Regions from separate parts of the Homo sapiens genome. Here regions 1 and 3 are each linked to region 2. A link is a contact called in ENCODE Hi-C or POLR2A ChIA-PET data. All regions are on one chromosome and are shown on one strand. The core of a region is the stretch at or near the end of the contact, and the rest is flanking DNA. Distances in the headings are between cores, read along the strand shown. Region 1 holds the start of MSH2 (mutS homolog 2). Region 2 holds the start of PRKCE (protein kinase C epsilon). Region 3 holds the start of MCFD2 (multiple coagulation factor deficiency 2, ER cargo receptor complex subunit).

What was found. A loop is a pair of places that touch in the nucleus more often than their neighbours do. ChIA-PET counts read pairs that join two places held with the same protein, here RNA polymerase II (POLR2A). Pooled maps may share reads with other maps.
Region 1: a loop to region 2 is called in a map of naive thymus-derived CD4-positive, alpha-beta T cell, with 17 times the contacts of the local background. The contact joins the promoter of MSH2 here to the promoter of PRKCE in region 2. A Hi-C loop is called at or near these places in 1 of 168 maps with a recorded cell type or tissue (naive thymus-derived CD4-positive, alpha-beta T cell) and 5 of 50 pooled maps. POLR2A ChIA-PET finds 5 or more read pairs at or near these places in 1 of 52 experiments (T-cell).
Region 3: a map of CD8-positive, alpha-beta T cell shows a loop between it and region 2 (10-fold over the local background). The contact joins the promoter of MCFD2 here to the promoter of PRKCE in region 2. A Hi-C loop is called at or near these places in 3 of 168 maps with a recorded cell type or tissue (CD4-positive, alpha-beta T cell, CD8-positive, alpha-beta T cell and naive thymus-derived CD4-positive, alpha-beta T cell) and 8 of 50 pooled maps.

What each region holds. Positions count from the first base shown.
Region 1 is chr2:47,401,793-47,404,655 of GRCh38, reverse strand. MSH2 (mutS homolog 2) reads right to left here and starts at 1,500. Exons shown (of 16, transcript NM_000251.3): 1 at 1,254-1,500. The coding sequence starts at 1,464. RefSeq lists enhancers at 914-973, 340-1,048, 1,049-1,759, 1,764-1,813.
Region 2 is chr2:45,650,000-45,653,181 of GRCh38, reverse strand. PRKCE (protein kinase C epsilon) reads right to left here and starts at 1,507. Exons shown (of 15, transcript NM_005400.3): 1 at 734-1,507. The coding sequence starts at 1,081. It overlaps LOC102724965 (a long non-coding RNA gene), which reads left to right and starts at 1,967. Exons shown (of 2, transcript XR_005647119.2): 1 at 1,967-3,182. RefSeq lists enhancers at 829-1,449, 1,938-2,232 and silencers at 1,608-2,077, 2,248-2,347, 2,978-3,077.
Region 3 is chr2:46,914,186-46,917,163 of GRCh38, reverse strand. It overlaps MCFD2 (multiple coagulation factor deficiency 2, ER cargo receptor complex subunit), which reads left to right and starts at 1,358. Exons shown (of 4, transcript NM_139279.6): 1 at 1,358-1,441. It also overlaps a transcript of TTC7A not described here. RefSeq lists an enhancer at 314-1,288 and a silencer at 1,292-1,371.

The DNA of each region.
Region 1 (2,863 bases), core at 251-2,750, 1.8 Mb before region 2:
CACACTAAAAGCCTTTGGTCATCTAACCCCACCCACCTGGGCCAGTCTCCTTCCTTTTCTACACCAGCAACGCCAATCTACCTCGTTTCAAGCCCTCTCCCTAGCAAACTTCTAGTCCACCAAGACTCAACGTGGACTTTGGTGTCTCATATAACGCCTCTTCCGTTGTATGAGACTCTTCCAAAGTCTTCCGTCTTTGGCGATCCTGCCTTGGCGCCTCTTGTAACCTCTTACAAGCTCACCTCCATAAGCCTCCAACTTGAATTGTAATTATTTCTGCCTTGCTGTCCAATAGTGATCTCTATGAAAGTAGAGGTATTTCTTTTTTCATCTAGTGTCCATAACCCTGCCTAACACATTTATATCTAACGAATGAAACATTTTTCATCAGGAGTATCGCATTTGCACTAGTCCTCTAGTCAGGACTAGAATCCACAACTCTGCTCCCCCTAGGATGCTCTTTTCATTAGCATAACTACATAGCTGCAAGAAAGCGCAAAGAAAACAGGGAGAGAAGAGGTTAACTAGGCCTATCCAGAACATTTGGCCCACATAGGGTGAGACGTTTGTAGCTTTCCAGGGAGAGATAATCCTGGATAGATGGGGTCGGGTGACGGAGAGCACTGAATGCTGAGCTGAAGCAGATAGCGTCCATGACTGGCCCAAGGTCACACGTTAATAAGCAGAGGGGCAGCGACTTGATCCCAAGCAGCCCAGCTCCAGAGTCCGTTGGTCCTGACCACTTCATCATACTGCTCTTCAACGGCGCTCCATTACCAGACCCTTAGCTGGACCGGCGGTATAAATGGGAGCGTCGTGGGAGCAGAATTACGTGTCATAAAAGGGTCTCCTAAACCCCCAGTCTATTTTAAATCTCACTCCTGGCTGCTGTTTGTTAATAAGAGATTCTGGCCGTGTTTGTAATGAGCGCTACATGTAGGGCCAAGGCGAGGAATGCGACTGCTGGAAAATGAACTAGAACAATGCATTAAAATGCCTGGCACGACGTAAACACTCCGTGATCACAAGTTCAGATCCGGGGCGGCTGGAGAGGCACGGGTTTCAGGGCTGAGGGGGGCGTCCCTCCGGAGCCAAGCAGAACCTGGGGACGGCGGAATCCGCACAAGCACCAACGTTCCGCCCCCGTGCCTCCGCACTGGAGAGGCTGCTCACCGCCCACTCTCTGAGGCGGGAAAGGAGCCGCGCCACAAGGCCCCGGGTCCCTCCCCAGCACGCGCCGTCCCGGCCCTCACCTGCCGGCCCCATGTACTTGATCACCCCCTGGGTCTTGAACACCTCCCGGGCGGCCAGCAGCGCGTCCTCGCCGTGCGCCGTATAGAAGTCGCCCCGGTCGAAAAGGCGCACTGTGGTGGTCGGCTTCTCCGGCATGCCCTGAAAGAAGCGCACGAAGCCGACCTCGGCCGCGCTCTCCAACTGCAGCGTCTCCTTCGGCTGCACCGCCATGTCGAAACCTCCTCACCTCCTGGTTGAAGAAAATGCGCGACCCCACACCCACTAAGCTGTTTCCCGCCTCCCCTCCCACGTCCCCCGAGCGGCGTCCGGCCACGGCGACCACACCCAATCAGCTTCCAGGGCTGCGTTTCGGTGGGTGGGAGTCTGCCGCGGCAACCAATCATAAGCAGACGCGGCCCAGCTTCCCGCGCACGCTGGTGACTTTAGCTACTGCGCATGCCTGCGCCTAGGTCGCGCGGAAACCCGCAGACGCGCATCCTTAGTAGAGCTCCTTTCTGTGTTTACTCAGCTGCAAGGCTTGAAGCCCCTGGGTGGGGTGTATGCAAGGGTAGGTTGCCACCAGGTGGGAGATTTCCGGCAGGCACTGAGCTCGTAATGTGCCCGGAAGCATGGGAGTAACATCAGAAGGAAACTTGAAAACAAAAAAAAAACTAGCCTTCCTCCTCCTCCCAGTATTTTGTTAAAACGTGTGCCCCTCTCCGACTGCCTCCCTTTTTCTTTCTAAGCAAACTGCCAACATCGGGATTACGGGTTTATTCTACACAGCCTCCTTACTGCTGCCTGTTAGCCACATTATCGTTTCATCCACTCGTTGATGATTCACTCATTCGAAAACATTTATATGGCCTGCTATGTCCCAGACTCTTCTTGGCTCTGAGGATCGCCAGTAAAAAGAAAAATCACTGCCTTTATTCTGCTTACATTCTAATATGAGAAAATTCAGATAATGAATATAGCAAGTAAATGAAATGGTACGTTAGAAGATATGCGTTTGTGGCAGGGCGCGGTAGCTCACGCCTGTAATCCCAGCAATTTGGGAGGCCGAGGTGGGCGGATCACTTGAGCCCAGGAGATTGACACCATCCTGGGCAACATGGTAAAACCCACGTCTGTGATCCCAGATATTAGCAGGGCTGAGGCGAAAGGATCACCTGAGCCCGGGAGGTCGAGGCTGCGGTGAGCCGTAAATTGTGCCACTGCACTCCAGCGTGGGCGACAGATTGAAAACCCTGTCTCAAAAAATACAAAATAAAATAAATAAAAAGACAAACGTTTGACGCCAGGCGTGGTGTCACACGCCATAATCCCAGTACTTTGGGAGCACGAGCCAGGAGGATCGTTTGAGCCCAGGAGGTCTTCTGCCGTCAGCTATGTTCACGCCACTGCACCGCAGCTGGGGCGACAGAGCGAGAGACCCCGTCTTGAGGGGGGGTAGGGGAAGACCAGTTAAGGAAGAGGAAGGTTGAAATTTTAAAATGTTAGCAAACAGCCAGGCGCAGTGGCTCACGCCTGTAATCCCAGCGTATTGGGAGGCCAACGCGGGTGGATCACCTGAGGTCCGGAGTTTGAGACCAGCCTGGCCAACATGGCGAAACCCCGTCTCTACTAA
Region 2 (3,182 bases), core at 258-2,757:
TCTTGACAATCAAAACAGAGAAACAATATAACTTTAAATAAGATTCAAAGCACTGACTTCCAATTACCCACAAGCAGAACCCTTCTTAAAATGCAACATTCATTCTGCATGGATGGGCAATGAATTGGACAAAACAAGCTCGACTGATGTTTCTGGGACCATAGAGGAGACATCCTGGAGGAGAACACATTTTTTCTACTTGTATGTCAGAAGATGAGCTAACCACCATGCAAGAGAATAGAAACAAGCCAGCTTCCTCTCGGAGGGAAAAATAAAGCAACTCCTCGCTCGGCTAAGCAGGACAAAGCCAGGACGTGCAAGAAGCCTTCAGTCAAAGGCTCCACGTGCCTTTCCAAGGACGGAGGGACCCACCCACACACAATCACACACAGCCAGCCCACCACGCGCCTGCGGAAGAAAGCCGGGTCCTCGGCCAACCTTCAGCACCAGTGGCCCAGGCTCTCCCAGTTTGCAAACCTCCCGCAGCACCCACCAACTGGAGGGCACAGAGGGAGCAGAGGGCCACATCCTCTTTCCAAGTCTCATCTTCCTCGCCAATGCCTGTTTCTCCCCAACTATGAAGTGAAGTGTACCTCCCCAAGGAAACTGAGACTTACAGGCACACACACCCCAGTCGTCAATAAGTCCCGGAGCCCTACGATCAAGACCAGCGAGTCTTTCCCCGGGACCCCACAACCGGGTTCCCGGAATGACGGGGAGGCGCCGCACTCACCCAGTCCTCGAAGTGGCGGCTCCCGTTCTGCAGCAGCTCCTCAAACTGGATGGTGCAGTTGGCCACGAAGTCGTCGTAGCCTATGGGGGCATCGTGAAAGACAGCCAGCTCGATCTTGCGTCCGTTGCACACATCGGTGACGAACTCGTCGTGCCAGGCCGGGCTGTTGGTCTTCTGCTTGGTGGCCGTTTGGCCGATGCGCGAGTCGTCCACATTGAGGGCAATGTAGGGGTCGAGAAGGAAAGTCTGCGGCCGGGGTCCCACCGCATGGCGCAGCGACCAGGCTGTGGGCTTCAAGCTCACGGCCTCGCAGATTTTGATCTTAAGAAGGCCATTGAACACTACCATGGTCGGGGCGGGGAGTGGGGGCCGGGGTCACTCCGTCTGCCCCGAGGGCAGGAATGAAGAACCGACGGCCCGGCACTCCGAGCCACAGGGACTCTTGGGTCCCCTTTCGCCCCACCCCGCACACTCCCTACACCTTGTGGCGTTGCGCCCTGGCGCGGGCGATTCTCAGCCAGTGCATGTATTTCCTCGCCGGGTTCCTAACGGAAAACAGGGAGGGGGGAGAGCTGGGGGATGTCCGTGTTTGGAGCAAGTCTCTCCCCCCGACCACCAGCTGCACCTCCAGAAGAGAAGACGAGCTGTCGGCTCCGCTGCAAGCCGCGGGGGCTGCCTCGCCGCCTCGCTGGCTCTCCGGCTCCGGACTGCGGGAAAGCGGGCGCCGCGCCCGGCGCTTACCTACCTTTCCGAAACATAATCCCGGGAAATTTCGACTCCGGGAGGGGGATGGGGCGGTGGGACGGGGCGGGGACGAGAACCGGGGGCGCAGATTTCAACCCGGATCCTCTTCGCACACTCAGCGCCTGCCTCTGACCGCGCGGGGCGGGGGGGTGAACGGAGGGATGTTCAGTCTATCCGGAGGGATGCATGTCGAGAGGAAATGGTCCTCCTCGGAGCCAAATTTTTAAAAATCCACAAGCCCCACGGCCAGCCGGGGCCGCCGCCTCCTGGGCGAAGCAGCGCCGCGCCGGAGCCGGCGATCGGGAGGCGCCAGGAGCCCGGAATCTCACATCCGCGCGGGCTCGGAGTCCGGGCGGCCGCCGATCCGGCTCGGGGGCGCAGGCCAGCACCGGGCGGTGCGCAGCGCGGCGGCGGGGCAGGGACTGCGACTCAGCGCGGCCCCACCTCCTGGGCGCCGGCGCCCGCCCTCCGCGCTCCCCGCGTCCCCGCTCTCGGCTGCCGCTCGCTCGCCGCCCGCCAGCCCGCGCTCCCCCGCGGTCTCCTCTCCCTCTGTCGGTGTGCGAGCGAGTCTCCCTCCCTCTAATGCAGGAAATGCGCAAAAGACGTCAGTGTGTGTGAGTGTGTGTGTGTGAGTGTGTGTGTGTGCACGCGCGCGCGCGCACGGCAGTGTTTGGGGAAATAGAAAGTTTTGCCGGTTGGGGGAGCAATACGGAAAAAGTGAGCCGAGGAGACAACGGTGGAGAGCTGGCGAGGCTGCCCGGGGTCGCAGCGGCGGGCGGGTCAGCCGGGGGGCGGGGACCCCGCGCGGGACCCCGGGGTGCGGCGGCGCTGGGCTGGATGCGCGTGCCGGGGGCCGTGGATGGCCATGGATGGGCCCCGCCGGGCCGCGTATCTCTCGGGGACCCTGCGGCCAACACTGTCTTTTAGAGCCGGGGATGGGGGAGTGGAGGGGGCCCTGTTGCCCTAGAGGCCTCGGGACCCTTCCCTTGCCCACCCCCACTCGGGCCGCGGCGGGCAGGAGCAGTCTGCGGAGTTCTGGCCCATCTGTCACTCTGTCCCGGGACGCTGTGATCCACGGCGGTGGGGGAGGGGGAAGGGGGAGGGACAAGCATGGCTCGGGTGAAGTTTTAAACTCTGTTCTTCTCTCTTGCCTTTCTTTGGGGACATTCTCCCCTTTGGGATCTGTCCTGGACTTCGCAGGCTGCGAGAACTTGTTGACAAGTGAAAGCTCGGTAGAGCCCCGGCTTGGTTTGTGGTCTGCTTATTTTTTGCAAAGTGACTGTTCCTGTTTGCGCTGGTCCTTATCGGTGCCCCTTTGGGGGACTTCGGCACTGATCAGCGCGCTGACAGCCGCCGTCCGGGCTGCGGGAAAATGGGGCGCGCCCTCCGGGGGGCGAGTGGCTGTGTCCTTGCTAATTTCCTCCGTAACCTTTAAACTCTCGCTGGAAGCTACCGCCGCGGCTGGTCACGTGAGGAGAGCCCTGGGCTGCTGGGGAAAAATTTCCTCGGCTGGGAGCCGGGACCGGGCCGGCGGCCGGCGAGGGACTGCCCCGCGCCCGAGACTGGGAACCTGGGAGGGCAGGGCCGGAGCGCTGGGCCCCGGGGCGCGGCCCAGCTGGGACACCCGCGAAGACGGCGGCGGTGAAGAGGTCGGCTCCGCTGCCGGGGAGCTGGGGATTATGCAAATGGGGAAAGAAAACCTCCG
Region 3 (2,978 bases), core at 109-2,608, 1.3 Mb before region 2:
ATTAGGGATTATGGGATTTTTCTCTGGGATGGGGTGGCAGATTTCAATCTCAGATGAAGGTGGGAAAAGGAATGAGACCGTCAATGGCAGTGGCGTTAGGCAACTTTCAAGGCATCTAACTACTTAGCCACTTTCTTTGTCTTTCCTGTCCGGACCCAGGCTCATTTGAAAAACGATTATGTACCTTTATGGACAGAAATGGGAGAAGGGCTTTAAAAAAAACGACCGTCCTGCCGGGAGTGGTGGCTCACGCCTGTAATCCCAGCACTTTGGGAGGCTGAGGCGGGAGGATCAAGAGGTCAGCAGTTAGAGACCAGCCTGGCCAACACGGTGAAACCCCGTCTCTACTAAAAATACAAAAATTAGCCGGGCAAGGTGGCACGCGCCTGTAATCCCAGCTACTCGGGAGGCTGAGGTAGGAGAAGAGCTTGAACCTGGGAGGCGGAGGTTGCAGTGAGCCGAGATCCCACCACTGCACTCCAGCCTGGGACAGAGCGAGACTCCGTCTCAAAACAAAACAAAACAAAACAAAAAAACAAAACGACCGTCCTACACTCATTTATCCATCAGGTCAATGGATACTTACTGAATGTTAATCTTGTATAGGAGCACAGGTGTAAGGGCAGGATTATACAGGGATGAATTCGATACAGGGATGATGTATTCGTTTCCCTATTTGTTCATGAGTCTGTTTTTAAGTAATCTGTCCTCTCTTGAATGTCAAAAGCTGCTGATTTCACGAACGGTACATGGAAGATGGTATTTGAACTGGGTCGCATAGTCTTGCTGGGACTCCCGTGGAAGCGAACGGGGACAGCGGCTGCCGCAGCTTGTGCAGTGGAGCTGGCAGACGCTGGAAGCAGGCCAATCTTGAAACGTAGGGTCCAAGGCCGGCTCCAGCGTGTTGTGGTCGTTTCATCAAGAAGGAATTAGCATTCCTATTATCTTTCTTCCCAACTTGCAGCAGGACGAACCAAGAGACCTGAACCAAGAGCCCTGTATAGGAGGGGGTGAGCGGAGTTGGGAGCCAGCTTTGGGGTCCGCCCCATCCGGATCCGCCATCCTACGTCGCCCGTGGAACTACGTTCCTGAGGGCTTCCGGCGTTGCCTAGCAACTGCCGGGCCCCTAGGGCGTCCAGCGGCCCAACTGGAGTGGAGCCGAGTGTCGCCCTTGGGAAAGCAGGTAGAAGAACTGCGTCAGTCCCGCCAGTGCTGGGCCCGGGCCGATTACACGTGGACTCACGCGAGCCGTCCTCACAGCCCGCCGCCGCCAGCGGGAGGGGCCCGGCGGCGCCAATGGGCGGGCGGCAGGGAGCGCGCGTGCGCAGGGCAGGTCGGGGGGGGGGGGGGGGCGGGGCGAAGCCGAGGAAGAGCGTTTTGGGGACGGGGGCTGGTGAGGCTCACGTTGGAGGGCTTCGCGTCTGCTTCGGAGACCGTAAGGGTGAGTGAACTAGCGCACTCTCCGCAGCGGGCGGGATCCCGGCGCCTCTCCTGTGGGCTGGAGGCTTGGGCTCAAGATGAGAGGCAGGAGTAGTCTGGGGGCGCGGGCTGGGCCCCCAGGCCGTCTCGGGACGCTTAACCGGCTAGGAGCACGGCCTGTCTCCCGGGGCGGAAGCCTGTGCCCCACCGGGGGCTCTGGAGCCAGACGGGGCCGACTGGGCAGATCTCCGCCCCCTTCCCTGGTCCCTAGGGGCCCGAGGATCGGCCTGTGGGACCAGCTGTGTCGGGTGGACACTGCTCCTGGCCCGGCCCAAAAGCAGCGGGCCGGAAGCCTTACTCTCCCTCTGCTCCTTGTTCCCTCTCTCGGGGAGACCACAGGTCCTGTCGGGCCCGGCGGGGGAAGCTGATCTCCTGTTGTATTCCCTCTCTGGGCATGGCCATCCACCCGGGTGCCCAAGCCAGAATTGGGCATCATTCTCACTTGCTTCACTCCTTTACCCACCCACATCGAATCCCTTGCAAAGTTGTCTTGGATACGTTCATTCTCCAGTCCCATCCCCCTGCCCTACCTAGTTCAGGCCACCTTTTCTTCTCTGGACTACCTCGGTGTCTTCCTGATGATCCCTGCATCTCTTCTTCATCCTCTGTAGTTTGTTCTATACAGAGAGGCTACAGCCATGGTCTTAAAACAGAAATCTGATCATGTGACCAGAAGCGTCCCCCCATTCCCTTATCACCCTTTGGTGGATTCTCATTGCTCTTCCAAGCTCTTGAACGGGGCTTGCAAAGCCCTTCATGACCTGTCTTCCTTTAACTTTAGATTCATTTGTCTCGACTGTACTGTGTCTTCAACCATACTGAATCTTTTTTGGTTCTTAGATCAGAACAAGTTCCTTCTGGGCTTACATGTTCCTTCAGTATGTTCGCTATGTCTGAGGCACTGTCCTTTGGTTGAAATAATCCTTCTTATCCTTTATGTGTTATTTCAGGTGTCAGTTGGGGATTTCGTGGTACCCCATGGGTGTCTGCCTGCCGGTCTCTCTTTTCTACCAGGTTGTAATCTGTGTGAGAGGAGTTTGTCGAGGTCATAGTACTATCTTCAGTACCTTGTGCTGTTAGTACGGTCATTAAATGTATAAATGCAGCATGGGTGCTCCTTGGGCTCCCTAGATGAACAAATAGATCAAGTTATTAATATTAAATGCCTGCTTTTTCAGAACCAATTCTCAACCCTCAGTCCGTGTAGAGGTTTCTTTAGCTTAGGAAGTTGGTTATTTTCTTGCCTTCATTCCAGGACCATGACAGGGGTAAGTGACAAAGTACTGGTCAGTTTTTCTTTGGCATTGGCTGTGGGTACAGGATGTCTGGATGTTGGTGAGTTTGGCTGCTTTGGGTTTGAATTCTTAACCAAGGGCCCCTTGAGGGAGAAGCTGCTACTAGCTGCTGGCAGGAAGGCTGGCCCCAAACTTAGTGCTGATAGGACTGATGACACACCAGGAAGAAAGGGTTGGGCCAGGTCAAACCACTGGAAGCCTCCA